Linked DNA regions of Mus musculus: region 1 is linked to region 2. A link is a loop called in an ENCODE intact Hi-C map of the cell type or tissue named here. Cell type or tissue: gastrocnemius. All regions are shown on one strand. Each heading gives the region's core, and the rest is flanking DNA. Links, peaks and the distances in the headings are about the cores only.

What was found. Peaks named below come from ENCODE experiments on the same cell type or tissue, not always from the same donor. Only the 100,000 strongest peaks of a DNase experiment are listed, where the experiment ranks them.
Region 1: a loop joins it to region 2, with 3 times the contacts of the local background. A loop is called at or near these places in 2 of 42 quality-filtered maps.

What each region holds. Positions count from the first base shown.
Region 1 is chr9:68,346,557-68,363,079 of GRCm38, reverse strand. No RefSeq gene overlaps it. Among named protein-coding and RNA genes, the nearest start is that of Gm22382, 74 kb to the right of the region's middle. In gastrocnemius, for the core only: no CTCF peak of the experiment used is centred there; DNase peaks (open chromatin) are centred at 5,638 and 8,442; H3K27ac peaks cover 4,663 bases.
Region 2 is chr9:68,245,956-68,262,478 of GRCm38, reverse strand. No RefSeq gene overlaps it. Among named protein-coding and RNA genes, the nearest start is that of Gm22382, 26 kb to the left of the region's middle. In gastrocnemius, for the core only: a CTCF peak has its summit at 8,059 (motif pointing left); a DNase peak (open chromatin) is centred at 8,064; H3K27ac peaks cover 314 bases.

The DNA.
Region 1 (16,523 bases), core at 4,755-12,754, 100 kb before region 2:
TTTTTTCTGTTTGTAAGGAATTTCAATATTTCTAGTTATTAGTCCTTGCTCCCTATAATCAAAATTTCCTGACCAGTTGTAAAGAAAACATAGTCCTTATGTTGCAAAGGATGATTGTGCATCTCAATTGTTTTATTCTTTTCCTCTATTTTAGACAGGGTCTCATATAGCCCTGACTGGCTTTAAACTCTGTAGCCAAGGATAACCTTGAATTTCTGATCCTCCATCTTCCATCTTCCTAATGCTGAGATTATCAGTATGCACCATCATGCCTTGCTTATGCTGTTCTGGGGATGGAACCCAGGGCTTCATATATGCTAGGCAAGACTACCTAGAGTGGAGCTACCTCCCCTCAGCACGCTTCCTTGAAATCTGTGTTTCCTCCACAAATGCTCTAGAAACACATATCTGGTCTCCTGAAAGACAAAGTTCTGAAGGTAGGTGAGCAATATATTATAACACATTAGCAACTAGATATAACTAAAGGACATGGTCATTCCTGGAATTTTAAAGAGAAGAAGAAACAGTGAACAACAGGTTTCAGGACTTCCTCACAATGCAAAAGTAATAAAAGGCTCACAAACACCATCGTTCTGTAACTATTGCCACTGCCTGTCTGCCCTCTGATGCCCACACCCTAGTTTCTGCATTCAGGAATCTGCCTGTCATGGGTCTCTGCAGCCTCCAGTAAATATGCATTTAGTAGTTCTCAGAACTATTTCCGTATAGGGCTTGACCATGGAACACGAATGGGGCATCTAACTGGACCTGAGAGATTTTACATCTGTAATCATACCCCACCTCCCTCTCCTGGCTGGACATGTTCCCTCTTCTTCCTATCACCCTTCCCTCTTATGTCTCTGTCTCTCTGTCTCTCTGTCTCTCTCTCTGTCTCTCTCTCTGTCTCTCTGTCTCTATCTTTCTCTCTGTCTCTCAGCCATATCCTTCACTTTTCCTTTCCTTGTGCACATAAGCAATGTCCTTTTTCACCTCTGCAAGGGTAGGTGGTCACCATCTAAGACTTCAGACTTGGGTTCTATTAAGGCACAATGCTGCAGAGTTTGAGACAGAGAGTCAGGGAACATAACAGTGACATCTCAGAGTATATCATGGTAATGAGCTTCTCTCCAGATTGGCAGGCACCAAGTATGGCCATACTCAAGGGCTCCAGTCTGACTTACCTGGCCCTTCAGAGACCATGTGTCATATCTTAACCATGGGAACAGTGAGATTGATGGTTTAATCTGCACATCCCTATAAACTTGACCATGTATGGGTGTGCCCCTGAGTGGGACAGAGACATCTGGCTGGCTTTATTTGCTTTTTGGTTTTTAAAGTCCCTTCCTGACCCCAAACCTACCAATCTTCTCTCTCCACAAATCCAGAATTCCAAAACACAAAATCTATATTTAAATTTTTACTATTGTTATTTCAGAACAAGGCAGGATTCATTAAAAAGAAATTCAATTTCCCTTTCAAACCTGAAGTCATAATAAAAACTAAGGGGGCTTAGTCTAAGTTTTCTCATCAAGAAAGGTATTACTTTCCCTAAGAGTGGGCAACAGAAGGGGCACAGAGCACCTGTCACCCCAATTTCTGTCTTGACATCTATATAACAGAGAAGCAGTCATGGAAGGGAGACTGTATAGATGGGAGGGTCCACTTTTTTTTTTATAACAGGGGTATATGAACATGTACCTAATCCATATAGGACACAGTTAACTCCAATGCAAAACAAAGCGAAGGAGCTCACATGTAGTATGAGGCAAAAATGATACATTTTAATGGAGTGGGGTGACATGTCATTCTAAACACACAATGAATTTCAGAAGATCATTCATTGTAAGTATATAGAATTGAGAGCAGGGGTATCCAAAAGTATTCCAGGAGTGGGAAGAGATGACGACGTCATTTCTTTGCAGAGAAATTAGCTTCACCAGCGGTGGGGATTCAGCTCCATTGGAAGAAAATTCGTCCACACAGGAAGCCTCGGGCTCAACCCTCAGCATTACATACATTAGGCATAGGGATGGATGCCTGTAATTCCAGCATTAGAGAGGTAGAAGAAGGAGGACCGGAAGTTCAAGCTCATCCTTGGCTGCATAATTATTTCAAAGAGATCAGCCTGAGGTCTCACATGAAACCCTATATGAAAAAAAGAAATACCAAGAATGTGGACTAAAGATTATGTCATAGCATCCCTTGATGTGTATCAGGTTATCTGAGGGACCCAAGACCAAGCAAGTCATCTTTGAGAAAGACTCTGCTCCTGAAAATAAAGACATGCCCAGCAAGTCTTTGCCCAGGTTATGGCAGTTTGTTGAGACAAATTAGTGAGTATTTACACTTTAGATGAATGGGACGGGGTCATACTGTTCAAACCAAACTAAACTAAATACCCACACGTCTAGGAGAGTGTTACATTCCACTTCAAAAAATGTGTAAATGATACTGTCAAAAATCATGCGGGGTCTCATTTTGCTTCCTTGTGACAATGCTAACTTGACAAACCACATGGACACTGGCAAAGGACAAAAGAACCCTGGGTCAGAGACAAAAGTATAACATCAGGCAGCAAGTAGCATGAAACCTCATGTGTGTCCAGCTAGCTGTCTCCAAGTTCACAGAATCACTGTGGGAACACAAGAAGACCCTGGCCTTGCAGTGCTTGTGTTGTGGCTGAGAGACCCTGAGTGAGTGAAAGCCAAATCTTTTATAATGGTCCTATGAGAAAGCCCAGCCAACTGGAGCTCTAGGGGATGACATCATCCTTATCATATCGGATGGCAAATACACTGTTCTCTGTTCTAGAGGAAGCCAGACCCTGTGTTTCAAGTAAAATATAGTCCAGAATGGAAACATGGAAGCTGTCAGAGGCTCTTATTATTCACCTCCTCCTCCTCCTCCTCCTCCTCCTCTTCCTCCTTTTCTTCCTTTTCCTCCTCCTCCTCTTCTCCTCCTCCTTCTTCTTCCTCTTTTTCTCCTCCTCCTTCCTCCTCTTCCTCTTCCTCCTCTTCCTCCTCCTTCTCCTTCCTCCTCTTCCTCTTCCTCCTCTTCCTCCTCCTTCTCCTTCCTCCTCTTCCTCTCCTTCCTTCCTTCTTTCCTTCCCTCTCCACCTTTTTTCTTTTTTCGTCCCCTCCTCCTTTATTCCTCCTCCTCCTTTTACCACCAAATAGGCAGGAAAACAAGAGACCTGTGAGCAATTGTCTCACTGAAGATAAAGCATACTAATGATACGATGTACAAATGAAATTGAGAAAATGCTGGGACACTGCTACTTTGAGATTAGGCAAAGCTTTTTAATAAGACCAGATTAAAAATCTATCAACATAGAGTCACACCTACTATATAAAACCTGGTACAAGGAATAGGAATATAGCTAGTTGGTGGGATGTTTGCCCAAAGTGCCTGAAGCCCTGGGTTCACTCCCCAGCACTCCATGAACAGTGGATGGTTGTTCAAGTCTGGAATGCCAGTACTCAGGAGTAAGAGGTAGGAAGGTCACATGTTCAAGATCATCTTTGACTACACAGCCAGTTTGAGGCTAGGCTGGGATATGAGAATGAGCCCATTTCAAGGAGGAGAGAAAGAAAAGCATGATGTAAATACATAAATGCTTTGAAATATTATCAAATGGTAAGTACTCATTTATATAAGTTATAAATAAATATTCTCAGAAGAAATAAAACTAGGGTCTCAATTTGTTTCTTATTGGGAATACTCATTCAAAGCATATGAAGCCTCACTTTCAAAATGGATTTCATATAAGGGGTGGAGACTTGGAAGAAACAAAGAGGGGAAAGACATGGGCATAATGTTCTGTGATAGCAGAATATGTAGAAACTTTTCAAGAACCTCTACATCCTGATTGATCCCTTCAATATTGAATAGCTTTTGTATACAATGGCAGGTTGTATTACAGCCTCTTCAGTATTTGGATTAGATTCAGATGATTGGCAACCACATCGGCTTCATCCTTATCTCTTATAGCCTGTTTCTCTAGAAAACTGTGCTTCACTCTGGAGTGCTATCCATAGTTTACCAACTCCAAACCCATTCAGTCACATTCATATCTGTCTGTTGATGACATTGGGACCAAGTAAATCACACAAGGGGAGGACCTGGGGGTTGTGAAAGGATGTTCCAGTGACTAGAAAGTGCATAGCTATGATTTCCAGAGGAAGACTTTACTGTCTGTTTCTTGGTCTCATCCTCATAGATACGTGAACCAGCTCCTGCCCTGCCACTCCCTCCTGCTATAAATGGCATTGATAACTATTCTGGAAATCCTTCTACAGGTAGACCAAGTCACTCCTCTGGTTTAGAGACCCTAGAAACAATCTTCACAGTGCTGAGCTATTCACAAGGGCAGAAAGGACTCACCCCTGGCTGATTGTTACATGGGAATGGCCCTGAGGCTTGCTTCCTCATGCCTTGGTCAGAAGGTGGATGTAGCAACCCTCGCTTAATTTTCAAGTGCACAGGGTATGCATTTTGAGGTCCTAAAAGCCTAGCTTTGTGCACTGGCTCATCTCTGGATCATAGTGTAATCTTGGATTAATGATATTCCCCTTCCATACCTCAGATGCCTCTCCTGTCTATGTGTGTTGATGCTCTTGTGAAAGTTATTTGCAGCAAACACATGGCATGTACTAAGCTCTTCTCATGCACTAGTTTGTTCTTTTCTTAGCTCCCATCTAATGGAGCAGGAAGGAAAACTGACAAGATAGAGAAATGTTCTGACTAATATTTAATCTATTAGACTTACCATTTTAGTGCTATTATCTGGCACTTGCCCCCTTTTAAAAAAATAGTTTTGTGTGTGTGTGTATGCATGTGTGTGCTTAGAGATTCTTATTGGTGTAATTGTTTATGCAGGTTCATGTGAATGTTTGTGTGTGTGCTTGCATTCGAAGGTTAGAGGTCAAACTTGAACACTTTTCCTTAGGCACCATCCACCCTGATTTTAAGACATCCTTTTTTCCTCTATCTTACAACCCACTAATGAGGCTAGGCTGGCTGGCCAGTAAGATCCAGGGATCTTCCTATCACTGTCTGCCCAACACTGGAATTATAAGAGCATTCTAACATGCCCGAATTTTTACATGGGTGCTGGGAATTGAACTCAGGTCTTTATGCTTGTAAGGCAAGCATTGTATAGACTGAGCCATCTCCCAGGCTATGAGACCACCATTTCTAACTCATCTGAGATGGGAATCAGTTATAGAAGGAATTAGCAAACAGAAGATGCTGGCAGCTAAGATGATTTGAAAAATGAGCTTTTAGGGACATTTCACATCCAATTCATAAAAATCCCATCCTTGCACAGTCTATGATTCTGGATTCTGTGAAGCAGAAGCCAAGAAGGGATTTGATGCTCTAGGATTTATCAAGGGAACTTCCTATGAGGGCAAAAATGGGGCAAAGAAAGAGGTTGGACAGCAGTCACACTGCCCTGGGAGCTGCATCTCTGTGGGCAGAAAAGGGAGAGAGAAGGAGTCAGATGGAAGCCCTCAGGTTGCCATACGGGACACAAAAGGTTAGGCAAGGACACTACAGAATTCTCTAGCCAAGTCAGCTGTCACTGGAGTCCTGTGTCTCCTGGGAATGGGCCTGTCTTGGCACTGCTGCCACACTCAGTCAGTGGCTGGGGATGCCTGACTGGGAAGGCCTGCCCTCGACACAAAGGCGGCAAAAGATATCAGAGCAATGCAGCTGGGTCCTGGCTCAACTGCCAGTGTGGCGACTGCCTGCTGGCTGATCATGTGGCCAGAACAATTTAGGCTCCTCTACACTTACTTGGCCTCTTTGGGGCGGCTTCAGTGTTGGACTTTTGGAGGCAGTATCTTTTTCTGTGATAGTGGGAGAGATGAAAAGTCATAGTATATACAAAGTTGTGTCCTGCTGTCGTGACAGAAATGTCATTACTAACATTTTAACCTCAAATGGATTAGATGACGCTGGGAAATAATTCATTCAAAATTCTTTTGCAGACGAACATGAGGTAAAGAGATGGTATTGGGTGGTAATAGAGGGCAGAATTGTTATGATTTAGGTGAGAAATGTCCTCTAAAGGTGGTTTTGAATACTTGCTTCTCAGCTGGTTACATGTTTGGGAATGGTGTGGAACCTTTAGGAGATGGAGGAAGTGGGTGATTGGGGACAGGCCTTGAGTTTCTATAGTACAGCTCTACTTCCTGTTCATGCTCCATTTCCTGGACGCAGTTGTCTGAAAAAAAGTGTCTGTAGCTGTAACTTCTTCACCACAATAGACTATACCCTTTAACTAGAAGCTGAAATAAGCCCATTGTTCTATAATTTGACTGTCAGTCTATTTTATCACAGCAAAAGTAAAGGAACTGTGATAGGGTGTTCTCTGGCTGAGAATGTTCTAGCCCAGATGATGGTTAAGCCCTGGAAGACACCACATCAAGAGCATTTCCAGAAGATCTAAGATGTGAACATTTGACACAGCTGACCATCTTACTGTTCTTTACCAAAAAGATAAACTCGAATTAGGAGAAACCTGCCATCAAGACCTAGTACCTTGTCCAGCTGACTTCCGGTGGCAGCTTGACATGGAGGCTGGGAAAGACTTCAGTGCAAGAGTTTATATACAGATACCATAACAGTGAACACAGTCTCTGGCAAAACTGGCCACACAACTTTGAGCCCTGTGACCTCAGTGGAGGCTGAAGGACTCAGCTTGTCCTCCATGTCCAGAACAGAGCTGTGGCTGTTAGAACATTCAGGTCTGGAGCACATACGCTCTTTGGCTGGACCTGTGGATCCGCCAGAGGACAGAACTAACAACACCTTGGAACCATTCCCAGAGACACATTTCTCTAGGAGCCAAGAAGAAATACAAGTGGACCATTTTGAACTTATTAATAATTGTCACATTCCTGTCACGGCCGTGGAGGAGTCAGTTTGGGGAAGGAATGAAGCCCCAGGCTCTCTGGAGTGAGTCAGTATGTCAAGATGGCTCAGGGCAGTGAATTTCCTGTGGAGCTGTCCTTCAGAAGACCGGGACATGGGGGTGTCAAACAAATGAGGTTCCTAAGACTTCAGAATCCCATTGAAGAGGGACTGGGAACCTTTAGGGAAAATCTTTATCATTCGTATGATAGAAAAAGCCACATAAGTATGGGTCAAATGCCATGTTCTCAGAGTGGCATCTGAAGACACTAAGATGTTGATTTTGACTTCATCCTTCTTTTGTGGGGGAAGGGTCAAAAGTTGAGTAGAACTATAATCAATACAATAACATAAAGTCAAGACGACCTACTTGCACCAAAGTGTTGGTTCCCCAGGCTTGCTGGCTCTGAGATGGAGGTTAGCATTGCAGGTTTTGTATTTTCATGTATGTAACGTGTCTTAGTTAGGGTTACAATATCTGTGATGAAACACCATGTCCCAAACAAAGCAAGTTGAGGATGAAGGAGTTTCTCTGTTTATAATTCCATATCACTGTTCATTATTGGAGGAATACAGGACAGCAACTGTATTTCTTCAAACAAAGCAGGAACCTTGGAGACAGGAACTGATGTTACCCACAATAGGCTAGACCTTCCCACAGCAATCACTAATTAAGAAAATACCCTATATGCTTACATAGAGCCCAGTCTTGTGGAAGCATTTTCTCAATTGAGACTCTGTCCTCTCTGATAGCCATAGCTTGTGTTAAGTTGACATAAAATTCACTAACACATAAGAATATTCATGTACTTGTTTGCACACACATGTGGAAACCAGAAGACAGCATTAATTAGTCTGTGTATATGTATGTATCCATAGAGGCTAGAAGAGGACATTGGATCCCCTGAATCTGGAGCTACAGGAAGTTAAGAATGGAAACCAAGCCCAGGACCTCAGGAAAGAGCATCAAGGGCTCTTAGCCACTGAGCTATCTATCTCTTCATTCCAACCCCTGTGGGTTCTGAGAATTGAATTTATGTCCTTGTGCTTACACAGCAAACACTTCTCTTACTAAGCCATCTTCATGACCCTAGCATACAGGTTTCGGTCATAGATAATTCTTGGCACTGACAGCTACAGGAGAAAAAAGAACCAGAACTGCAAAGAGGGAGATGGCTGAGCTGTGATGGAGTCCTAGGAAAAGTCCTCCAAAACCTCAGAAGAGCTTGGGTGCTAGGCTGCCCTTCTAGTATTATCTTGAGTTCAGGAGGGGGCCGTAGCATTTCAAATCATTGGCTCAACCAATCATTCGCTGAAGGGTTCCTGTGCAAAGAGGCACAGTCTTGAGAAGCTCAGTCAACCCTAAGAAGGCTGACAGCTGAGGGCACCTGTCAGGAGCACCCACAGTGTCAGGAGGGGTGTCCTTTATTTTTGTAGAGAGATTTAGGGGCATAACCACTGCCAAAGTAGTTCTCAACTTCAGACGTGATTCATATATATTTAGCATCTCATCAGCACCTGCTGCACTGGGAAGCAATCCAGCTTCCTCCTCCACCCTCCGTAACACACTGTCTACAATGAGCCCCTGATGCCAAAGGGGGAATCAGGATCTATCACGTCTTACCATCTGAGAGACACTGACTGAGCAATCTATGTGTGGGAGTCCAATGAGACAACAGATCAGGCATTTGATTTTTAATGTTTGATAGAAAAAAACCTATCAAACTATGTGCTGTGCTAATCAGGTCAAAAGCTGTTCTAGAACATCAGTGTTAGCCATTGAGGGTCATTTTCCTCAGATCATCATAAACTGTAGGGGAGCATGTACTACTAGTACTTTTAAGGCAAAAATTATATCAAGACCCTAATTAAATCTTAAGGCAAAATCGTGACCACACTATCTCAACAGGACGAATTCACTCCTGATCCCACTTCCTTGGGATAAAACTTGAAGAGGTTTTATATGGTAGGAAATAATGACATCATACCCAGACATTTGTACTGAGTTTTGTATGTCTCAAATATCAAGACTCCCCTAATGCCTCAATAATTATTTGGGTCATCTAGGAAAGAAACCCCACCCTATTCTTTTCATAGATAGGATTATTTATGGTTCTCTGTTTACTTATTCACTTGTAATGAGGAGGAGACACTTGGTGAGTCTGTTCTACTCCTCCATCAGATTCCTTTATGCCTAAGTTATCTGAGGATGAGATTTATGCTCAAAGAATAACTAGGGGAAACCTGAGTGGGAGAAATATTTTAAAAGCAGGTCGTATTACAGAAGAGATCAGATACACACCCAAAGTCTGGAGAACCTTGGACTTCCTCAGCTCAGTTTGAAAGCTGTGTTAAGGGATAACTCAATCCCAGGAGTGACTTCTCCAGTGGAACATACCCTGCACTATCATATTCCTTTTCATGTTTAATTATGTGTACGTATACATGTGGGGACCCAGGGGAGATATGTGTACACAAGTACAATTCCTTGCCCGAGGAAGCAAGGGGAGGGAGTCAGATACCCTGCAGCTGAAGTTAGAGGCAGTTGTGGGCTCCCCAGTGTGGGTGCTGAAAAGTGAATGCCACTCTTCCGAAGAAGCAGTATGTGTGCTTAACTGTCAAGTCATCTTCTCAGCTCATCTTTTTTAAAAAACAAAAATTATATTTGCTTTATTGTGTAAGTGCTTATAAACCGACATGCATTTATAGGCATTATATGTACCTCTGATTCCCATGAGCTGGAGTTTCAGGTACTTGTGTGTCAGTGTGTGGATGCTGGGACTAAACTCTCACTCTCTGTAAGAGCAGTAAGTGCTCTTAATGACTGAGTACCTTTCCCACCCTTAAGTAAGCCCCTTACCTTTATTTTCTGAATTAAAGTACTCTGTACGCATGTGTGTTCCCTAAAAGTTTCTACCTGGGGGTAGATTAGCCTAAACTAAGTTGATTCATCCACATCTCCAAACAATTCATAGAAACTTAAAGGAAGCCAGGCTTGAGGCAAAACTTCTGATGGAACCAAATGGCACTAAGGCGACCAAATAATCTGAGGACTAGAATTATACACAGAAATATAATTTGCTAATGGTTTGTTTCTGAGACTAGACCATGCTCCTTACCTGGTCATTAATCTATGACATCAAGAAAACACGACTGAAGCAACATACCTGAACTTCATTTTGAAATCTTTCAGGAGTATCTGAATGGATGTATATACTGAGAACAGTCTCTGGGTTACCTGGACGGCTGGTCTTCAGAGCCAAGCACAGTTTACATTGTGCTTGTTGTTTTCCCAAGTGACTGTCCTGTAACTACAACACACAGATACAATCTATGAATAATAGCCCGACCTAGGAAAAACATCTCTACAACGTTTAACTAGACTCCAACCCTATGTATGCCTCTAGTGTGCTTTCTGAGCTCCATGCTTGCCTGCTAAACCTAAAGGCAAAACTGAAGCTATCACCTTATTGCACACCCGACTTCTTTACCTTCTGTTGTTGTTGTTGTTGTGTGTTGTGTATGGAAGGGGTGTACATGTCCACAGAGCTCATGCAAAGGTTAGAAAACAACCTTGGGCAATGGTTCTCACCTTCCTTGCCTTGTTTGAAACAAGGTCTTATCTTGCTCCATAAGCCAGGCCTTCAAGCTTCTTGGAACTCTTAAGTGACTGCCACACACCTCAACAAAAGACTATAGTAATAAAAGCAGGAAGTCCCCAGGGTGTGGTGGTGTGCATCTTTACCCCAGCAGAAAAAGATAGATCTCTGTGAGGCCCAGGCCCAATCTGGTCTTGAGTTCCAATGAGTTCCAGCACAGCCAGGCCTACACAATAGAAAGACATCACAAAACAGTAAACCAACAACCACTTGTACCACCACCAAAACCCAGGAAGGTTACTCTCACACCTAGTTTTACATGGGTTTCAGGGATTTGAACTCTGGTCTTCAAGCTTATGCTTTGCCCACTGAGCTATCTCCCTAAGTGCACTCTTATTATTTTTAATAGATCATGAGCTTCGCAAGACTTTACAAACTACATTAACTTGCATGTTAATCATATCAGTTTATCTAATTTTTATCAACTTTCACCCTCTACACATTTGCCCTATGGTAGATGTTGTGGTGACCATACAGACAATTGAGGAAACTGTTAAACGATGTAATACAGTCCTTATGTGAAAGAGGAGTTAAAGTGGAAATCCAACTACCAAAATAAGAACAGGGAGATTTGAAGCTCCTGTCACTGGTTAGTTCATTAGGAATCCAATTGGCCTCACACTGGTCACATGACCTGACATCGCACTAACTACATTTCAGCATTTGGAAAATAAGAGCAGATCACTTTCCTGTGCTCCACACTTTCAGATCATAATTCTGTTTGGTTCTTGGTGCTACATTTCCATGTGAAAATAGACACACCTATATTTAGAAGAGAGAAGGGAATGCTGAAGGGACCCAGATCCACTCTTTGGCAGTGTTTGCAGGGACTGGGAAGCCTGCCGATGCAGAGGAGAGCTCTGGGGATAGGGGTTTCACAGAACGGATGTCATGGCTGCCTACATTTGGCTTTGGCTAAAGGATGTCATACAGAGCACTGGTCCCAAACTACTTCACAGACCCGAGCTGGACCAGTCAGATAAGAAAACCCTGAGATGACTTTCCAAGTCTTGACTCAAATCCCAAGCAAGCCCTGGTATATTACTTGTACTCTAAAGGCCCCTTTGGTAATTCTGACACACATATTGGAAACCCATGGAAATGAGAATTCAGGAGCTGTAAGCAGGCAGCCAAAAGCCAATGGATAGGAGCAAATCTCTGTAGACTATCAACAGATACATTTTAAATCAGCCATCCAGAGAAGCTATTGGTGTCCTTAGAAGAAAGGAGGAAGTCCCTAGGTATTAAAAGAAGGCTGGGGTGACATTTGTAAGCATGACATGGAGAGATTTGAACAAGATAGACAGTCATACTTTATAGCCTTAACATTCTATGTACTTGTGGAAGACAATGAAGACTTACATAGGCAAGTCTTTGTAGGTACTCTAAGATTGTCTAGGGTGCAAATACCAGTCAATAGCAGAGGCTGCTGGTGCCCTAGTCCTTTTGTAGTGCCTGTTGGACATACTTCCATCTGCACCTCCTTTGTGGGAGTGTGTATATATAGATGTGTAAGAGTTGTGTACAGAAGTGTGTGTGTTTGTGTGTGTGTGCACGCATGCATGTGGAGGCCAGAAGACAACCTTGAGTGCTATTCCTCAGACACTGTCTGCTTTGTTTTGTTTATTTGTTTGTTTGTTTTGTTTTGTTTTTTGAGACTGTGTCTCTCTTGACTTAGAACTCACCGAGCAGGATAGGCTGGCTAGCCAAACAACACCAGAGGTCTGCCTGTCCCTGTGTCCCAAGAACTAGGATTACAAGGACTCCAGCACACCAAGGACTCCAGCACACCAAGAATACTTTTGAAATGAGTTCTGGGGATTGAAGTCAGGTGCTCCTGCTTCCATGGCACGCCCTGTATAGACTGCACTACCTCCCAAGCTCCTACATGTATCGCTTCATATAAGAACTCTGAGCTCCAGCATCTCCTCTGCCTACACACAGATCAGGTCATACATGCAAGGGACTGGCCAGCTTCTCGATCCTAGCACTCTGTCACAAATGACCAGCAGGTGTTGATGTCTAAGTCACCTCCCCAGCCCATGGGTAGAAGAATCCTAGGATCGTATTCCCGTTCCATCGTCTCCAGCTGAGTTGAAGACTCTAGTTACCACAGCAGCAATGCCACTGGCTGCTTGGCCTTCTCTCTTTTCTCTACTCACCTTCTCCTGGGATTACCTCACAATTAAATTACGTGTGCTCAAATCCTTGTCTTTGGGTTTGTGTCTAGGAGAACCCAAAATAACTCTCCAACCAATTTATTACCAGCTAGGCAGCAAATAATTCCCCCACTAACTCAAAATTTGTGGAAATCAAAATTGAAAAAAACATTTAATTAAAAAAAATTTAAGAAGACTTGGCAATTTGATGGCTCTTGGAGTCCGGGTGATCCTGGTAGCTATGGATGCACTGAAGGATCTGACTGCCCTCAGCATCCACCCAGTTGCTGAGGGTTGTTGTCTGTTGATGTCAGGTGCTCCAGCTTCTTTTGTAGGACTTTCTACACTTATCCTCCTTGTTATGCATTGCAGTCACTTCTAATTCTTTCAGAACACCTTGTTTCAGACCTCTGAGCCTCTGAGTTATTTCTTATTTTTCTAGAATTTTCTAGTCATCGTTTGAAACACATGAAAGCTGAGGCTTTTTCCTGAAACCCTTATGTTTCATTACATTGAACTGGTGGAGTCAACTAATGCTTTGATTATATCTGCATCCTAGTGTCAAATGGCACACTGCTAGTTCTATATCAACATAAAAGTGAGTAAAACCGAAAGGCCCAATAGACTTCCACCCTGGTTTTCTAATACCCATTGTAGAGGGCATCCCAGAGCAGGATGGGTTTTAACAATTACTCATATTGTATTCCACAGCTAGTTGGATTAGGATGCAATCAGTAAGCCAATAGGCAGCACCTGAATACAGACACAATCCCCTGAGAATGGAGAGATGTTATTCAACAATTCAGTGTTTGAGGATCTGGAGAAAATAGCTTCATAGTTAAAAGAACTTACTGATATATCAGAGTACCATGGTTCAGACCACAGCACCCATGTTAGGAGACACCAAAATATGTGTAACTCTAGCTCCATGAGGCTTGTTACTCCCTTCTTGTCTCTGTAGGTTAACACATACGCATGTGAGATTGTATGGATGCATGCTCGAGCACGAGTGCGTACCCCCCCACCCCCACCCCACACCCACACACAACACATACTTGAGGAAAAAGCAAGCAAAATGCATATGTTGCCATCTGCATGGAGATAGGCAGTATACATCAAAAGAACAGAAACAGACTTCCGGATGGGGGTCAGATACAAGATTGATATACAAACATCTTTTAACCACCACCCACTTGGAAAAATGTTTTCATCTTTAATAGCTGTGAACATATTACATGCCTGCTAGCAGCCATTCGGGAGCTGTGACACATGTGGAGGAAAGCAATATGCTTTGGCAGGTGGTAGGAAAGATGAACTCAGTGAGCGGAAAGATGGACGGGCTGATAAAGCTATTTGAGAAACACATACTACAGGCCTTAATGTGATCGCAATAAAAACATTAGCAACCTCCTTCCCGTGTAAAGATTCAGACTCTGTTGAAACATGAGACAGGAGAGAGTAAGCAGCTTGGAGATTGGTGTAGAGGAGACACCACATATGCAGACCACTCAGATCAGTTATGCCCCCTTTTTACTTTCTATAATCAAATGCAATTTATAATCACTGTGCTATTTGGGGGACTTTTTAAAATTTGACCTCTGTGTGTGTATGTGTCTTTCTCTTTCTGTGTTTGTCTATATGTGAGTGCTGGTGTGATTGTGTGTGTGTGTGTGTGTGTGTGTGTGTGTGTGTACACAAGCATGTGGAGGTCAGAAGACCCCAGTTGTTGTCTACCTTTTCTTTCTCACTAGCCTGAAGCTCCCCAAGCAGGTCACGCTAACTAAGATGCCCCTGACTCTGCCTGCCTAGCATAGGAACCTAAGCATGTTTGAATACACTTGGTTTTAAAAGAATAAAACATGGTTTTTTGAGATCGAATTCATATCCTTGTGATTACAAGGAAAACAGTTTGCTAACTGAGCTATCCCTGTAACCCTCTTTATAACACAAAATCTGAATTTTTAATGTCTTTTGTCAGATCTCTCATTGTCCCCTCCCAAGTAGGTTGCAAAGTGAAGGATTAGGGTTTTGTATCTTTCAATTGAATATCAAATGTGCACTAATCATCCACAGAGGCTTCAGACTACAAAGCTATCAGTAGGTCATTACTACAGGGAAAAAAAAGTCATTAACCCACTGCTGGAGAAGTTAAATTTGGGCGTTACCAAAACTGAGTGGCATCTGCATGCCAGGCACAGTTATAGCACTGGTATGAGCACCTGTCAATCAAAGCAGCCATGACTGAGACACTCCTGCCCCATTCCTAAGACATTCAAGATTGGTGGCTGGAGAACCTAGGCCATCAGCTCAGTCACCTGGTCAGGTGAGGCTTCTCACAAAATAGGGGCGACTAGTTCAAAGAAAGGCATGACAGCTTTGTTCAGTCCATGCCCTACAAACCCAAAGGGCTAAATGAATTACCCCAAATCTGCAAGCACAAAATATTTCAGAAGGCCGCTGTGAGTGGGCCTGGCAGATTCTCAAAGTGAAGAGACTGCAAATTACTCACTTGATATTTTGAGCATATTTTATATGCTTACATTTGTTTAAAAAAGAAAAAAAACCCTGTCGAAGTCGAGGAGAAGAGACTGTTAGTTGGAAAGTCTATGAGGAAACATAAGTATGAAGTCAGTGTGTACAGCTTCCAAGAACAGTGAGTAAGCAAACCACATCTTGACTTCAACTGAGTGTCAGTTCCACGGAAATATATGCAGGGTATTAATGCTATACTTGTGTTTACTTTCACAACCGCCAGGCCTGTGTGAAAATCAGCTTCACAGCCAAACAGAGTGATAAAAATGACAACTCCAGGAACACAGAAGCCACTTTGCAAGTTCTGCCTTCATTTTTTTTCTGTGTAATCTCCGGAAAGGGGGGAAAATGTCTTCTGTTCAGCCGCACCATCTCCCCATCTCTGAAGACCCTGCATTCAGCAGTGGAGAGTGAGTCATACACAATTCAAGCCACACACACACACACACACACACACAAAATGCCACTTGTGCTCCAGCTACTGCTAAGAGGTAGGTGGATGCTGTTCTCAGTCAGAACTTCCTATGTGTCAGAGCAGAGTCAACTAGTCCTTACTGGAGATGGATGGATAGATAGATAGATAGATAGATAGATAGATAGATAGATAGATAGAGAGAGAGAGAGAGACAGAGAGACAGAGAGACAGAGACCCAGTGAAAGATGGAAAGAGAGACAGAAAGACTCAGAACTAAGGAGGAGTTCAGATTCCCTGTGGCTAGAAAGAAGGTTTGCCTCCTCTGTGTCACCTCTCTCTCATGAATTTCTGGTAGGCTACAGCACAAGTGTTCAAGGCCGATACTTTAACCAGACTAAAATATGTTTGAGAAGAAAATTCACAAATCATATGAATTAAATGGAAATTCAAGATAACAAAGGGCAAATCTGTTAAAAGTCCATGATATGGGCTCAGAATGCAGCTCAGTTTGTAGGATGTTTGCCTAGCATACACAAAGCCCTGAGTTTGATACCCAGCACCAATGAAACCAGGAATGGTGGTGTATGGCATTAATTCCAGCACCCAGATGGGAAACAAGAGTCTCCAAAGTTTAATGTCATCACTGTATACATAGTGAGTCTAAAGACACTTTGCTGTGATGGGCCATTTGAAGAGGCTTTAGGAGACACTGCCCAGTTAAATGGGGGACACTTGGATGTATGGCCTGCTTCACAATGTGAGGCTAATACACAGAGAGAGCTGTGTGTTCCTGAGACTTCTGTGTGATTCTCTGAAGTTTTGGTTTTCTTGCCTGAAAAA
Region 2 (16,523 bases), core at 4,204-12,203:
GAGGAAAACAAGCAGCCAGTAGACTTTCCTTCCTGAAAAAGATAGTGGCTGCCCCTTTTCTGTTAGCAGAACCTTGAGGGTGTGTCCCCCCTTGGTTTGATTTCTTTCCACAAATACTTTTTAACCAGTAACAATTCTGGCAAATGCCATACCATATAACAATTCTTTTGTATTAAAAATGTTCAGTTTTACTGAGATTTACTAATATCTGGGCCAGGGAAATGACTCAGTGGGTAAAGGAATTTGCTGTACCAACATGACAACTTGAGGGGACTTGATCTCCAGGCCCTGTAGTAGAATGAGACAGCCAACTTCCAAAATTTGTCTTCCCTTCACACATGCTCTGTGACTTGTACAAGCCCACACCACCAATGCCTCCACACAATAACAAAGAATTGCTCTAATTCTAACTTCTCCCTCTAACTTCTATATCCCACTTATGTTGCCTGTCCTTACTTAGCCTGTCAATCCTAGATGGGGACAATCATATTTCATATCATAAACTCTCACTTTGAGTTCCTTCAAAATATATGTATAGGTAGTAAAACACACACACACACACACACACACACACACACACACACACACACACACTTGTGCAGTCTGGAGAGGTAGCTCAGTTTGTAGAAAGACTGCTCAGCATGTCGGAACTCCTAGGTTCAATCTCAGCACTGCATCCATTCAGTATAATGTTGCATGCCTTTAATTCCAGCACTCCAGGATGACCAGTAGTGTAAAGTCAAACTTAGCTACATAGCAAGCTTGAGGCCAGCCTGGGCTACCTGAAATGCTGTCTCAAAAAGAACTGGAAATGCCTTGTGATTTCAAAGTCTCTAGTCACAGTGGTGGTGGTAAGACTGGCACCCAGTCCCCCAACACCCTTAACACTAAGCTGCTATCACCAGCAGCTGTGGCTGTAGCCTTTCCATCAGCCTTACCACAAAGCTTTCCTGGAGAAGCCTAGGTTGTAAGTCAGCATGTTTTTTACATAAAGGTGGAGCTAATAAGTATCTTAGACTTTGTGAGTTATTTTATTTTCCTTATAACTACCCAGATTTATAATCCACCATGAGGAATGAGACTACAAATGAGTGTGGCTGTAAGTTTACAAAACAGTCACCAGGCCAGATTTGGACAATGTGCTTGAAGGGTATGACAGTGTGTTTGTTTACCTTTGGTCCAGATCCTTGCCATTTGTATCTTGGTTACATTCATAAAACTCAAATTGGCAACATTTTTTTCTTATCTCCTGAACTAAGCTGTAGATTTGACAAAGGACAGAGCTGCCCTGTCCCACATTTTCAGCAGGTCCATCATTCCTAACATTTGGGTTTAATCTTTTACAAACACCAGAAGAGTGATTGCATGAAGGAGGGAGGAATACCTCATCTTCATGGACTACTAGACACTTTGTACTCTGGGGTAAATGCAGTTTGGAGGAAGTCTCAGCTCTATAAATGATGACATGTGTGTGTCCATGTTTAGAGTGAACTCCAAGCACTGTGAAATGCTTCACTCATTTCAAACCTATTTAACTCAGTACCATGCGAAAAAGATGCCTTTAATTCCAGCACTCCAGGATGACCAGTAGTGTAAAGTCAAACTTAGCTACATAGCAAGCTTGAGACCAGCCTGGGCTACCTGAAATGCTGTCTCAAAAAGAACTGGAAATGAACATTATTGTAGAAAGTTAAATTCTAGATTATGATCACTTGAAGTATCTTTCCCCTGGTTAGGACATATTAAGGAACTTCCCAGTACATGAACAACGAGAGAGCAAAATGAATCCTAAAAGAGGCTTCACCACATTTGACCATAGCCTTACGAGGAACTCCTGATGGCTTGTCTTTAAGCCAAGTAGGTAAGATAGCAACTGTGTTCGTAGAACAGAGGCAGGGGAAACACCTTCCTTTTTCTATCTTATGTTTAGAGAGTGTTGGACTCAGTGCCTAGACGTGGAGATGTTGTTTCAAAAACAGGGATACTCAATTTTCTACAGGACAGACCAGCAATGTGAACTCTGTAGGTTCCACATAGTCTGAACACCTGGACATTACAAGCTGAATGTCATGTACAGGAGATTTCTATTATCTAATGCAAGCTTACCATTGAAAAATAGGCAGTGGTTTGACCTCAGACTACAGTTTAAAAAAAAATCAAATAACCTTGGGAAGACAGGATATCTTCCTCTATCAGTGACCATGTACATCTGAGATTGTGCTGCTCTGCCCGGTAATTACTTCTGATGTTATATCATCTATCATGTGTGAGTTTGTCCCTCCAAGAGGAGATGAAGCTAGCCTTTGCACCAGGTCCATAACACAACATAAAACCAAGGAGAATGTGGATGAATTTGAATTGCTCTAAACTAGAATTTTATGAGACAAAAAAGTAACATTTTATGTCTTAATAAATACATCAACCTCCTTTGTTGGAGTCATAACATATACCTCCCTAGGCAGAGTGATATAAAACGATTGGCATTTCTGCAACCCACAGGGGAACGGCAAAACAAAATCCTAGAGAAGCACCACAAGCCGGAGTCTGGAAGCAAGGTTTAGAGTTGAATGACTGGCACCACCTGTGGATTTTATGAGACTCTGAAAAATCTGCACAGTTGAGTTCAGCATAGATGTAGTATAATTGGGATGTTTGAGAGATTGGGTGCCTGGCCCAACCAACCTGTATGTGAGTCCCAGCTCAGTGCAATTTCAACTCTGCCACCTCTGACAAGACAAACTGCCTGAGTATTTTAAGGCTCATTTCACAGATGAGGTTTTAATCTAAATGAGAGGGAGATAATCACAGCATTCACCTAAAGGGTAATTGTGAGAATCCATGGGATAATGAATTCATCAGGAGTGCCTGTCCAGTGCCTGCCATGTGCTGGAAACTCACAGCAGACATCTGGTAGACCTTATGAAAGCTATATACAGACTGTGGTGGAATACTCTTAACTAATATTCCTAGCACACCAAAGGGCCTCGGGATGCTTCTAGATGCCTACTTAAGGAAACATGACCTGGCAGTGCTGGGCGGTTCCTACTGGTTTTGTCCTGACTGTGGGTTATAGTCAATCAGTCCCTGTAGTGATTAAGTGTCACAGACAACTAGACTGGATTTGGAATCATCTAGAAAATTGGGGAGGCATACCTGTGGCATGTCTGTGAGGGAATTTCTCCCATGGAAATGGGAGATTCACTCAGTATGGCAAATCAAGCCACTCTATCCCATGAGTTGAGTGCATAGGTAAAAGAAACAGTTGTGTGAAAAGTCAAAATTTGTCAAAAGGGACAAAGAAGGGTGTCATATAGTAATACGATGGTCAATTCATCAGGAAGGAATAACAAGTGTAGATCCATATACATTCAATGGCAGAGCACCAGAGTATAGGAAGCAAACTTTAGAAGAGATGGTGGGAGAAATGAACAGCAACACAATGAGAGTGCAAGTTTTCAGCCTCCCACCCTCTTCAGTAGCAGAACACAAAGCAGAGAATCAAAGTAACCAAAAACGTAAGACTGAAGGTCAAATGCTCTGCAAGTCTATACAAACACTAACTGAACGTTCTCAAATACATATGGAATATTGCTTTGGGATAGAGCACATATTAAATTAGAAGACCAATTTTTAGCAAAATCAATATTTAAGATTGAAATGATATCAAGTAGAAGACCAGAGAGATGACTGGGTGGCTAAGAGTATTTGCTACTCTGACAGGGGACCAGGATTCAGCTCCCAGTACCTTGAAATGCCTCACAGCCATCTGTAACTCCAACTCCAGGGGATCCAATGCCCCCTACTGGCCTCCATAGGCATCTACACCCACGTGCATGCATGCTCAAGCAGGCACACACACACACACACACACACACTCATAATTAAAATGTTTAAAATAAATTTTGAAACTATATTATAACAAGCATATTTAGTCATTACACTGGAATTAAACTGAAAATTAATGACAAAAAGAAATGACACTATTAATGATACTCTGCTTTGCTTGCAGACAAGAGCCTAGGATAGCTGTTTCCCGAGAGGTTTTATTCAACAACAGAGGGAAACAGATGCAGAGACCTACAGCCAAACATCAGATGGAGTTTGAGGAGTCTTGGGGAGCAGTGGGAGGATGGGACTGAGAAAACCAGAGGGGTCAAGGACACCAAAAAGAGACCTACAGAGCCAACTAAACTGCACCCATAGGGCTTACAGATACTGAACCACCAACCAAAGAGCATGTAGATGTTAGACCTAGGCCCCTACACATTTGTAGCAAATGTACTGCTTGTTCTTCATGTGAGTCCCCTAACAATTGGAGCAGGGGCTGCCACTGACTCTGTTGTTTGCCATTGGATCCCCTTTTCCTAGCTGGACTGCCTGGTTAGGCCTCAGTGGGGCTGGATGTGCTTAGTCCTACTGTGACTTAATGCCCCAGTGTAGGTGGTAGCCAAGGACAGGCTTCCCTTTCCATGGGGAAAAGGGTGGTAATGGGGGAGGGATTTGTAAGGATGGGACTGGGACAAGAAGAGGAAGGGGGACTTCAATTAGAATTAAAGTGAAAAAAATAAATTAATTAAAGAAAATAAATGACTATATTTTGAAATAAGATATTATAATAAGTATATTTAGTCATTACAATGGAATTAAACAGAAAATGAACGACAAAAAGAAAAAAATTCACACAGATATGGAGATTAAAAAAAAAACTAAGCTTTTAGATGAAGTAGGAATCAAAGGGGAAATTAGAAACTATCTCATGCAAAAACCACAAAAACGCAGCATTCTAAATCCCTAAGGACACAGCCACGCCAGCAATATGAAGTCAATTTATAGTTAGAGTAGCTGCTCTCACAAAATACCATGCACTGGGCTGTTTATAAACAGCAGGAATTTAAATTCCACAATTCTAGAGACTGGGATGGCCGAGATCAGGCATTGGCAGAGCTGATACCTGGTACTAGCCCGCCTCCTGCTCAAAATGGCTACTTTGTTACAATCCTTCATGCTTCTCTTGGATCGGTTACAATGTCTTTCTTTCATTCCTAATTTAATTTCAGGGTTTTTTTTTTTTTTTTTTTTTTTTTTTTGTTAGTGAAGCTAACGAAAACTTATTCCCTTGATCTTTAAAAAGAGTTCTGTTGCTGGGCAGTGGTGGCGCACGCCTTTAATCCCAGCACTTGGGAGGCAGAGGCAGGTGGATTTCTGAGTTCGAGGCCAGCCTGGTCTACAAAGTGAGTTCCAGGACACCCAGGGCTACACAGAGAAACCCTGTCTCGAAAAAAACAAACCAACCAAACAACCAAACAAAAAAAAGAGTTATGTTGATGTCAGTTCTTTGTTATGGTTTTATCCCCCTTTTTGGTCTAATTCTTTCATTCCCTCCACACTCTAGTGTTAACTGTTTTTTATTTTCTGTTTTGTCTTTTATTTTAGATTTTTCTTCTTTTTCATGTAAATATTTAAAAAAGGACATTTTTTTCCAAAAATGCTGTGAGTGACCACCAGATGTTTGGGTTGCGTGTTCACTTTGAAAGGACAATTATTTATTCACAGATACCTCAAGGTCATAGGCTGAGAGGTAAGAAGCAAGGGAGAATTCGAGTCACCTTAATGAGCCAGAAAAATGAGCATTTGTGGAGAGAAATCTCCCCACTTTCCTCAGTCCCCCTGCATTAGAGGCTGTGGTTGGACATGGTCTGACTCCATATGCTGCGGACATCTTGACTCCTCAGTAATAAGGCTGACAACGAGGCTGTCAGGGAACAGGGTGAAGCATACTATTTGAGTCCATCCCTTTTGGTTGATTTTCAGTTATCTGCACAAGGTAATCCTGGGTGCCTTCCCACAGTGTCCTTACTGTATTTCCTTTCTACAGTTGGTACTCCGACTATATAATTTTTTCTTTTCCTTGATTTGTAAACCACTCAGTCACTAGGGGGACAAAACACAGTGATTACTAATGGGAGATGCTACGAAGGTCCCAGCTGTGAACAGGAGAAAGCCAAGATGACCCGTCATCGAAATGTCACCACAAACACCACCATGCCATTTGGAATGAAACAAGGAGGGCTTTGTGCAGACAGCAACCAACCAGACAGCAACCAACCGCATATTTAAGTCCAGAACTCACCCGTCTTTGCAAGGAGATTTAAGGGCTTCTCGCTTGATTAAATAGCCCGTGATGGAAGATGCCCTTGTCCCCTCTGTGGCTGCATACAAATGACAGACATTTGCATGGACCAGGGCATCCAGAGCCCTAAGGGGACTGTACATTTTTAAAGTAGTACTGCCAATGTTTTTGTATAGTAATTGGAAATGTACATTCTATCAGGTGTGATTCTTATTAGGAGAGGAGGTAGCTGCTCTTGGCTACCAGTTCTGGTCATTTAGGGTCACCAGGACTCAGAAACAAGAAAACTCTGCATATATTATCTGAACAGGGATGCGCAGTAAATGCTAGCTCACACCAGACTCTGGCTCTCAACTTTCATCTCCCTCTCTCCCCAACTTCCTTCTATATATTCAGCACATTTCAGCCACATGAATAAAGGACTTTCTGATGACTGGGCAGCAACTGGAGTTGAATTAGTCATGTCACAACAGCCAATTAGCAAATAGTACCCCAGTTACTAGAAGAGGTGGTGTTGTTTGATGTGTTCAATTCCTGCTATCATCTAGGAGTCAAGAGCTGCCCTAAACACACCATGGGATCTCCGTGGTCCAGTGTCTGGTAGGATAGAGGATTTGGCCAAGATGGATCATCATATGGGAGCCTGTCCACCTTCCCAGCCTGACCTCCCTTGGGTGTTTGTGTGAAGGTGGGCGCCTGTCAGAATCACAGGAAGAACAGGCAGTCCTTTAGGGAAGATAAGTTAAAGATGTTGTAAAACTCCTCTAGTGTGGATGGGACAAGTGGCCAGCCACTTGGGGAAGGATGGGGAACAAAAATATCTTGCTTTTGTGCTATAGGAAGTATGGCTTTCAGCCTGCAGCACTTAGAAAACCACTTAGAAATAGCTCTACTCCTCTTCAGACTTCATAAACCATGTGTATGTGTTTGCATATGTGTGTACATATATGTGCATGTGTGTTTACATATATATTTGCATGTGGGTATATATGTATATGTGCATATACATTTGTGTGTTTAAGTGTGTGCATTTTGTATGTATGAGAGTATATGTGTGTGTGTGTGTAGTTTGTATGTTCACATGTATATATGGGTGCTCAGACTGATACTCGCACATAAACATGCACACACACAAACACACACAAACACACACACACACACACACACACACACACACACACACACACACACACACGGAGGCTAAAGGAGGACATTGAATATCTTCCTCTATTACTCTCTGTCTTATTGCCTAGAGATAAGGTCTCTTGCTAAGCCTGAAGCTCACCATTTTAACCAGTCTGGCTCCCAGGATCTACCTGATTCTACTCTGTGATACTAGGACAGCAGGCCTGTGTGGCCATGCCTGGCTTTTTCAGGGGATTAGAACATATGTCCTCTTGTTCACACGGCCAAATGCTCTTACCTAGTGAGACATCTCCAAAGACGCTGGAGACTTCATTTACATGACATTCTCAATGCCCTCATCCCCAACAAAGATCTGCAAGCCCACATCTGCAACATCTGCAAGCCCACATCTGTCCCTCCCGGGACAGTGCCTAGATTATGAAGTTAGAGATGTTGTAAAACTCCTATGGGATGGGTGTGACTAGAGGCCAGACACTTGGGGAGGGATGGGAACAGGAACCCCTTGCTGTTGTGCTATAGGAAGCATGGCTTTCAACCTGCAGTGTTGGGGAAGCCACTTAGAAATAGCTGCTCCACAGCTGACATTCGAAAGTTGGAGCACTGAGCTAAGGAGGAAGGAAGGAACAAAGGGAGGGAGGGAGAGAGGGAGGGAAAGACCTGTGCAACAGTAGAAAACAAAGCTTACAGAATGAAAAAATAACAGAAGGGCAAAAACCCCAAAGCAAAAACAGCCAGAAACGCACACCTGGATGGGCTGTGGAGCTGGGCTGTGGCCCCACCTGCTGGCCAGAGTTGCAGGTGGGTCCTCCGTGTCTGTGACCTTCATGCCCAGGTCTCTGCTCTGTCACCACATGTGTAGCCTGTATCTTGGCCACCCAGGCTTGTGAGCCTTGGCTATCTTTTGCATATAGAACTATCAGGACACTTTGAAGCAGGGACACAAATGGACCTGGTTCAAATTTTTACAGTGTCATTAAAATACTGACCTTCTGCTTGAAGTGGATAGGAGGTCCAGGGTGACTTATAATTATCAGCCTCCCGGGGTGGTATATGCCAAGAATTCAACCTTTCTAGCAAGAGAAGAGTCACTCAGGCCAAATACCAAGGGAATCTGAGTCACTTTCTGGAGAGATTAAAAAATGAACTAAAATTATCAACCACAAACCCTGTTCTCTACCCCAGTGTCTCCCATTCCAGTTGCATGAAAGAGAGCAGGGCAGCCATGTATAAACAGCAAACTATGAGACTGGGGTATTCTGAGAGGATTGGTACCTCTGTGCACCAATCTCCAGGCAGTCCTAGATGTAAGCACACCAGGGATTGTAGAGATGTCTCAGTGACTAAACGGGAACACTTTTCTTACAGAAGACTGGAGTTCAGTTCCTAGCACTTGCATCAGGTAGCCCATACCCAGCCTCAGGGCATCTGTGAGCTTCCTCTTGTCTCCATGGGCACTTGCACTCATGTGCACATAATTGAAAATAAAAATAAAGAAGTAAAAATAAAATCAAAAGTACCTCAATCAGATTAGTCCTGATCGAGATTAGAACAGACCTTACTGTTTTTAAACTCATTCACTACTGGCTCTCCAAAGCTGGGCTGTGGCACTGTGGGGTTTTTGAAATGATAATCTCTAATACTTACATCATGCCTTACACAGTGTCCTACACAAGCCCCTCACCTGCCAAATGGAATAGGAACAATATTGTCACCTGTTTCCTATGAAGCTAAACAACATGCCAAGGGTGACACACAGAAAATAATTAAAGAGGAAGTAGAAAGTACAGGTGGGTGTGACCACAGGCCAATGATCTCAACCAGTGTCTGCCTCGCATCTCTCTTATAAGTCTGTGTGTGTGTGTGTGTGCACGCGCGCATGTTTGTGTGTGTACATGAGAGAGAGAGAGAGAGAGAGAGAGAGAGAGAGAGAGAGAGAGAGAGAGAACACTATACAAATGTCTATGGCTGCATGTATGTTTGTGTGCAGATGCATGGGTGTATCCATGTCGAGGTCAGAGATCAACCTCAAAAGGAGGTCAAGGGTCAGCCTCAGGTGTTGTTGCTCGGAAGTCAAGGAAACAGACTCTCACTAAGGTCTGGAAATTGCCAATTAAGCTAGGGTAACTGAAGCTATCTCTGTATTGTTTATTTGTTTGTTTATTTATTTACTCATTTATTTATTTATTTGAAATTGGTCTTTTCTCTAGGACCCAAGGCTTGCCAGTTAGGCTGGACTGGCTTGGGCTTCCCATCAGCCACAGGGTTACCCCTGCCTCTGTCTGTCTTCCCAGGGCTGGGATCACAAGTGTACATAGCTGTACCTGGCTCTTGATGTGAGCTCCAGGGTTCGAACTCAGGTCCTCATGCTTGTGGAGCAAGATGTCTACAAACTGAGCTTTCTGCCGAGCCTTTCCAAGTCTTCTTAATGAAGGAAAAGAGACATAGAAATCAGAAACAGAAAAGAGAGAAGATGGTGGCAAGCCGGCACTATAGACGCTCAACAAAGAAAACTCTCGGGGTGGGGGGGTTGGGGTAGAAGCCTCAGGGGACCTGGTGCAAGCCTCAAGTCACTCTAGCTACTCGGGGACAATATTTTAAATGTTAGGAGTTGGCAAATGAATCCTAGAGACCGGGGAAAAGAAAATTCTCTTTTGAAAGAAACGCTTAAAATGAATCATTTATTTTTATCTATTTGTATGAGGGTTTTGCCTGTGTGTATGTGTGTATACCATGTACATGCCTGCTATCCACAGAGGTCAGGAGAAGGCATCAGATCCCCTGGGACTGGAAGTATATAGAATTGTGAGTTACCTGCCACATGGGTGCTAGGAACCAACTCCTTGGAAGAGCAGCAAGGGCTCTTCACTTCTGAGCATCTCTCCAGCCCTGAAAATGCTCTTCTTAAAGAGGAAGATGTATTATTTTCCTCTCATAGCATAAGAAGTGGTCACTGTTTGGGGAAGGGAAAGAGTCTCTAAATTCAGTAAGAGGGCTGGAGAGACGGCACAGTCTCAAGAGCACTCCAGTGCCCTGGCAGAAGACCTGAATTCAGACCCAAGTACCTACACTGGGCAGGTACTGTAACTCCAGCTCTGGGGGACCAAGTCACCTCTTCTGGCTTCTGCAGACACCTGTACTGGTATGCTCATATGCACACCACATTAGAGAGAGAGAGAGAGAGAGAGAGAGAGAGAGAGAGAAAATAACTTGTAAAGAAATAAAACTCAGGCAGGTAATACAGTAAGAGAGTCACTCCCCTGTTCTCCTGAGCCTGTTCTTCCCCTGGCTGCTTGGCTCAGGCCACCAATAGTGAGAATAACAACGTGTGAAATAGAATCCCCATGCCTGATGCTGGACACAGTGTGAAGCCACTGTGGAAAAAAAAATTCCCTTTAGAGTCTGACTAACCTTTTGGACTCCATATCTGTGGCTTGGTTGAAGAACACACACACACACACACACACACACACACACACACACACACAGAGTTTAGCTTCAGAATTAAAATAAAATTTGGGAAGCTGGAGAAATGGTTCCATAGTTAAGAGCACCAGCTGCTCTGCCAGAGGACCTGGGTTAGATTTCTAGCACCCACGTGGTTGCTCACAGCCTTCTGTAACTCCAGTTCTGGGGGATCCAACACATGCTTCTGGCCTCCATGGGCACCAGGAACACACTCAGTACACAGATACACACACACACACACACACACACACACACACACACATATTTGTGTGTGTGTATATATATATATACATATATATGTGTGAATGTGATGCGCTCGTGTGTATAAAACACCCATACACATCAAATAATACAAAAATAACTAAAAGCAATAAAATAAAATGTGCAGGACAATTTGCAATGCATAACACCGCATTATGATCCAGGCCCTCAAAATAAGCTGTATCATTTCCTTATGTGTATACCACCCACTGCCTGGTCCCCTGAGAATAGAAATGTTTAAATTAAGATGTATCAGAAGTCAGTTCCTGGGGTCTTCGGCACTCAAGTACAATTCACCGAGGCCGCTTTTTCACAAACACTGACCCCCACTATTCTGACCTTGATTCTGGACATTGTCTTACAAGGGTTTTCTCCTCTCCCCCATCCCAATTCTGAAAAAGCCCCATTATTATGAATCTCACGTGTCCTTCACTGTTACTTGTGTTCAATCCTGACTAGGAAGGCCTAGGCGCTTTGTGGGCTAAAACATCAAAAGCAAACTCATATTTATGCAAATATAAATTAAAATCCTCTTTGCTTTATTAGACTTTCCATCCTAAAAACATATACATAATTCATGATGGGGGATAAAGGGAGATTATTAGCTGTAGGGCCATGGACCAACTTTTTAATAGTGAAGAGAGTGTGGTGAAAGCTGATTTTTATTTTTAAAGTTTTTATTTTCTAATGAGTCAAAAGAACAAGACAAACTCAAAGAGGCCATGTCAGCGTGGTCTTTCTTCCCCTTCCCCATCTTTGAAAGCAGAGAAAGTCAAAGCGACATTTACCTTTTAAACCTTGTGAAATGACCACACATTTAATGAACTAAAATGTCAAAAATGTGAAACGTTTAAGGAATCTTGATCTTTTGTTAAACACACAAGGTGATGTTCAAAAGGAAAAGAAAAAAAAAAGACAGTAGTTATTCGTGTTCGTAACCTTATCTTTCTACAAGGAAAGATTTGTAAAAGGGTCGGGAATGTGTCAGGTGGCTGGGTTGGGGCTGGCCCACCCTCCCTCTTTGTCCAAGGACAAGATCCACCTTCGGGAACTAAGACCTTGACCCAGCCAAAAGGAATGGTCACTGTGAAGCCCCGCTCTTCTTTCTCCTGGACACCAGAGCACACCTAATGAATTCTCTCCTGCACCACGGGGCCCAGACGGCGGTCGGAAACCTGACTGCACCTGCCGCATCTCCCTTCAGATCACGTTGCTGTTATGAAAAATAGTTTGCTATTTTGGAACCCCCTGGCAGCCAGAGTGAATCGCCGAGGGCCCCAAGCTCGTTTATCTTGTGTCAGAAGCAAAGCCAAATGAACGCCACCTCGCCCGGCACCTGAAGAATGGGAAGGCGCTTGGTGAGAGTAAAAATAACCAAGGGCTGGGGAAATGATGCGGAGCGGAGCTAACTAAGTAGGGCTGCTCACAACATACCCCACTTTTTTTTTTTTTGGTAGCCCAGGCTAGCCTCCAACTGTTTATGTAGCTAGGATGACCTTGAACTTATAATCCATTTCCATCTCCATGATGCTGGGAATGCATAAGATTCTAATGGCACGGTCCACCACAGCCCTTCTGCCCTGCTGGGAATCAAACCTCGTGCTTAAGGGGCAAGCATTCTATCAACTGAGCTACAGCCTCAGCTTCTACTTCCCTCAGCTAATTTTTAGAAGGGAGAGGATTCTGCCATGTAAGGTTTGGCATTGGAGTGGGTGGCCGTCCCTGACCAGATTCACACAGTTTTGGAAAGCTGTGGTGCTCACTGAAATCAACTGGGACTTCCCAGGTGCATTGAGGAGACTCTATCAGAGTCTAGTCACCTATAGATGGACCAGAGACATGACATTCCTCAGGGACTTGCAGATCAATACACCCAACATCACCTTCCTTCTCCCTCCAAGCATCAAAGGGCTGAGGCTAAACTCATGGGACCGAGGCTGACTTAACTCTCTTACCTCAGGTTAGGGTCAAAAGAGAAAGAAGGAGAGGGCTGAGAAAGACGGAGGCTGTGGAGCAGCTGGGAGATAGTGAGCGGCTGAGGCAGAGCCACATCAGATTCGGGGGGGTTGGGGGAGGAGGTGTGTGTGTGCGTGTGTGTGTGTGTGTGTGTGTGTGTGTGTGTGTGTGTGTTTGCCTTCAGTTCTCTCCTGCTATGTGGATTCCTCAGTTTGTAAGACTTGACTCTGTGTGTATGTGTGTGTGTGTGTGTGTGTGTGTGTGTGTGTGTGTGTGTGTGTATTTGCCTGCTGAGCCATCTTGCCAGTGCAGGAATTTTGAAATGCAACTGTACAGATTAACAGGCTCTGGTGTGAGGCTTTTAGGCATGTGCCTTACACAGAGATTGTGGTGCTGGACATTTATGGGTGGACAGTGTGAGACTATGGAAGACCGGGACGGAAGAGGGAGATCAGATAGGGTATGACTGAGCCCGCCTGTGCAGAGAGCAAGGCCAGCCTACTTGAGGAGCCGGTGAACAAGAAGGACAAGCAATCATGCATTTCTAATCCCCCAGGCCGTTCCTGTGCATGAAAGATCCAGGTGTGAGCTAGAACAAAACCAAACAGAAACAAAAAGAAAACAAACCTCTGTCCAAACAGAGCAAATGATATCTGCAGACTCAAAGTGCTCTGTAGACAGGAAGTCAACTACGTGACTGACTCCCTATGGAACCTGACCAGATCGCAACTCCTGGAACCACAGTGACATAGCACTCGGGTGAAGCAGTTTCAAACACTGTGGGTTTTATATGATACCAATCGCTCATGGGAACTATCCTAGAATTTCCTCCTGGAGGAAAGTCCCTTTATACCAGCATCTGATGCTTATCTTTGGCAGGGTGCCTACCATATTCAAGACACAGTGCTCTGCCCTGCAGTAAAACACATAATTCTAGGTCCCGAATCACTCCCATGTAGATCGCCAGAGTAACTCACTATTTTTCTATTTTAATTCTGCCTATCTAGTATAATCTAGGCCAGTACCTATTACTCTTTTCTTTCTAGAATGTTCTATCACACCTTATATTCCCAGTGTGTGTGGGGGGGGGGGCATGGTTGCACATATGTGGCAGGCATGTTTGGCACATGTGTGGGCTCATGTATATTTGGGCATACAAGTACACAGGTGTGTCTGTGTGCGATGTTGAAATGAACATCTTCCTCAGTTATTCTCCACTTTTTATTTATTGAGACATCGTCTTTCAGACCAATTGCACCTAGTCTAGCTAGTGAGTTTGCTCTAGGTATCCCCTGTTTCTGTCTCCCAAGTTCATCAGGTTTTCCGGCAGCTACCATGTCTGCTTATCATGGGTTCTAGGCAACAGACCTCTAGCCCTCACACTTTCCAGGCCAGTCCTTCATCAGCTGAGCTGTCACGCCACAGTGCATATCACTTTATATGAAAAGGTAAGACACACCATGCTCCAGGAAGCAACTTGCAAAAGATTGATCCTTCTAGGAAGAGTAAAATATATTTGCCATCTTTGATGGGGGCATGGAAATGGTTATTTGTTGAGTATTTATTTATTATCAATTTAACCATTTGTTGTCTACTTCTTTGTAACAACATAGCACATTTTGGAACCTAAGAGCTGTCATTTAGTCCAAAGAAGTGGCCATCAGTAATCATAAACTGGAAGTTTATATGCTATACATGAGGCATGTCATAAGCTCTGGGGAAAAATAATATTGGGATTAATTGCAAATACACGAGAAAACACAAAACACTGAGTGAGGATTCCCCCCCAACAGTGGCTGAGTCAGGATTGCAGAGCAGGGAGTCTCTTGAAGACAAGGAAGAGCAGGAGAGAGGCAGACTTGAACTGGTTCCCAGCAAGAACTGACTTGTACAAAGGTAGGGAAGGGTACATGGAATTCATGACAGAAGGTCCAGTCAAGACCACCACTGGGAGCCGGGCATGGTGATGCATGCCTTTAATCCTAGCACTTGGGAGGCAGAGGCAGGCGGGTTTCTGAGTTAGAGGCCAGCCTGGCCTACAGAGTTCCAGGACAGTCAGGGATATACAGAGAAACTCTGTCTCCAAAAAAGCAAAAAAAAAAAAAAAAAAACCAAAAAACAAACAAACAAACAAAAGACCACCATTGGATCTTTGTCACGTAAGATTTTTATCATTCTCCAGACTGGCTCTATGATGGGCAATCTTCATTGTCAACCTGATTAGATTTAAAATCACCATGGGAATACCTCTCTGGATGTGTCTAGGAGGTTGTTTCTAGAAAAGTTTAACTGAAAGAGGGAACACCCACCCTGAAAGTGGGCAGCATCATTGACAAGGTGGTGTCTTAGACTGAGTAAAGAGGACAACGCAAGCTGAGCACCAGCATCTATCTGCTTCTGCTTCCTGGCTCCAGATGCAATGTGACCAGCTAACTCCCATCCCTGTCACCATGCCTCCTCTGCCCTGATGGACTCTATCCTACAGCTGTGAGACAAAAATGAGCCTTTCAAATGCCTATGATACAGAATATGTGGCTCAGTTGGTCAAGTGCTTGCCATACAAGCATAAAGGCTTGAGTTGGGTTCCCCATCTTCCATGAAAGAGCCAGACGAAGCATCCCACATCTGTAACCTCAGCTTTGGGGAGAAGGCATAGAGAGATAAATGGATCCATGGAAATTGCTAGTGAGCCAATCTGGACAAATTAGCTCCATGTTCAGTAGAAACTTCCCTCTCAAAAAGGATGTGGTGGTGGTGGTAGGGTGATCATGGAAGATACCTGATGCTAATCTCTGGCTTCTACAACTGTACATATGTGAGCACATGCATCCACATGAAAGCATATATCACACACATACACAGAGACACATACATTCAGACACACATACACACACACACAGACAAACACACACACAGAGACATACACACCACCACCATCACCACCACCACCACCACCACCACTACAACAACAAAATATCTAGCACAAAATAAGTGTTTAGTAGATCTACTTACTGGCAAGTAGGAGCATGAGGAGGGACAGGAATCACGAGAAGATAAATTGACCCTAGAAAAGAATGTAGAGGTTATAAGTTACAATGCTCTGGCTCTCAAATACATTGACCCAGAAGACCTTAGCCTCCTCGATAAGTGGTATGTGAATCTGGTATTTCTACAGTTATCCAGAGGAAAAATAGTTAAATAAAATGGAGCTTACAATGTTTCAACACCCACACCTTGGAACAGAAAGTCCAGCCCAGTACTCAAACTGATACTGGGTTCATTAACAGCAGAATATAATAGATTTCTACAGTTTCAGATTCCTACTTGAACATTTTTGGTGTCAATCACTTATAGTAATTAAACTCTGAGATAATGCTAAGATTGTGTAGGCTAGAAATAAATGTGGGCTCTTAGTGAATGACCCAAATCTGTAGTGTTGAAAGGTGCTGAGAAGCCTTGAGCTCTTCGGGCAGGCATGAAGCCCCCCTTCAGCTTGAAGAAAACAATCTGCCCGAGTCAGCAAAACCAGGAAGTTCACCATCTGTTTGTTGGCTTCTGACATGGT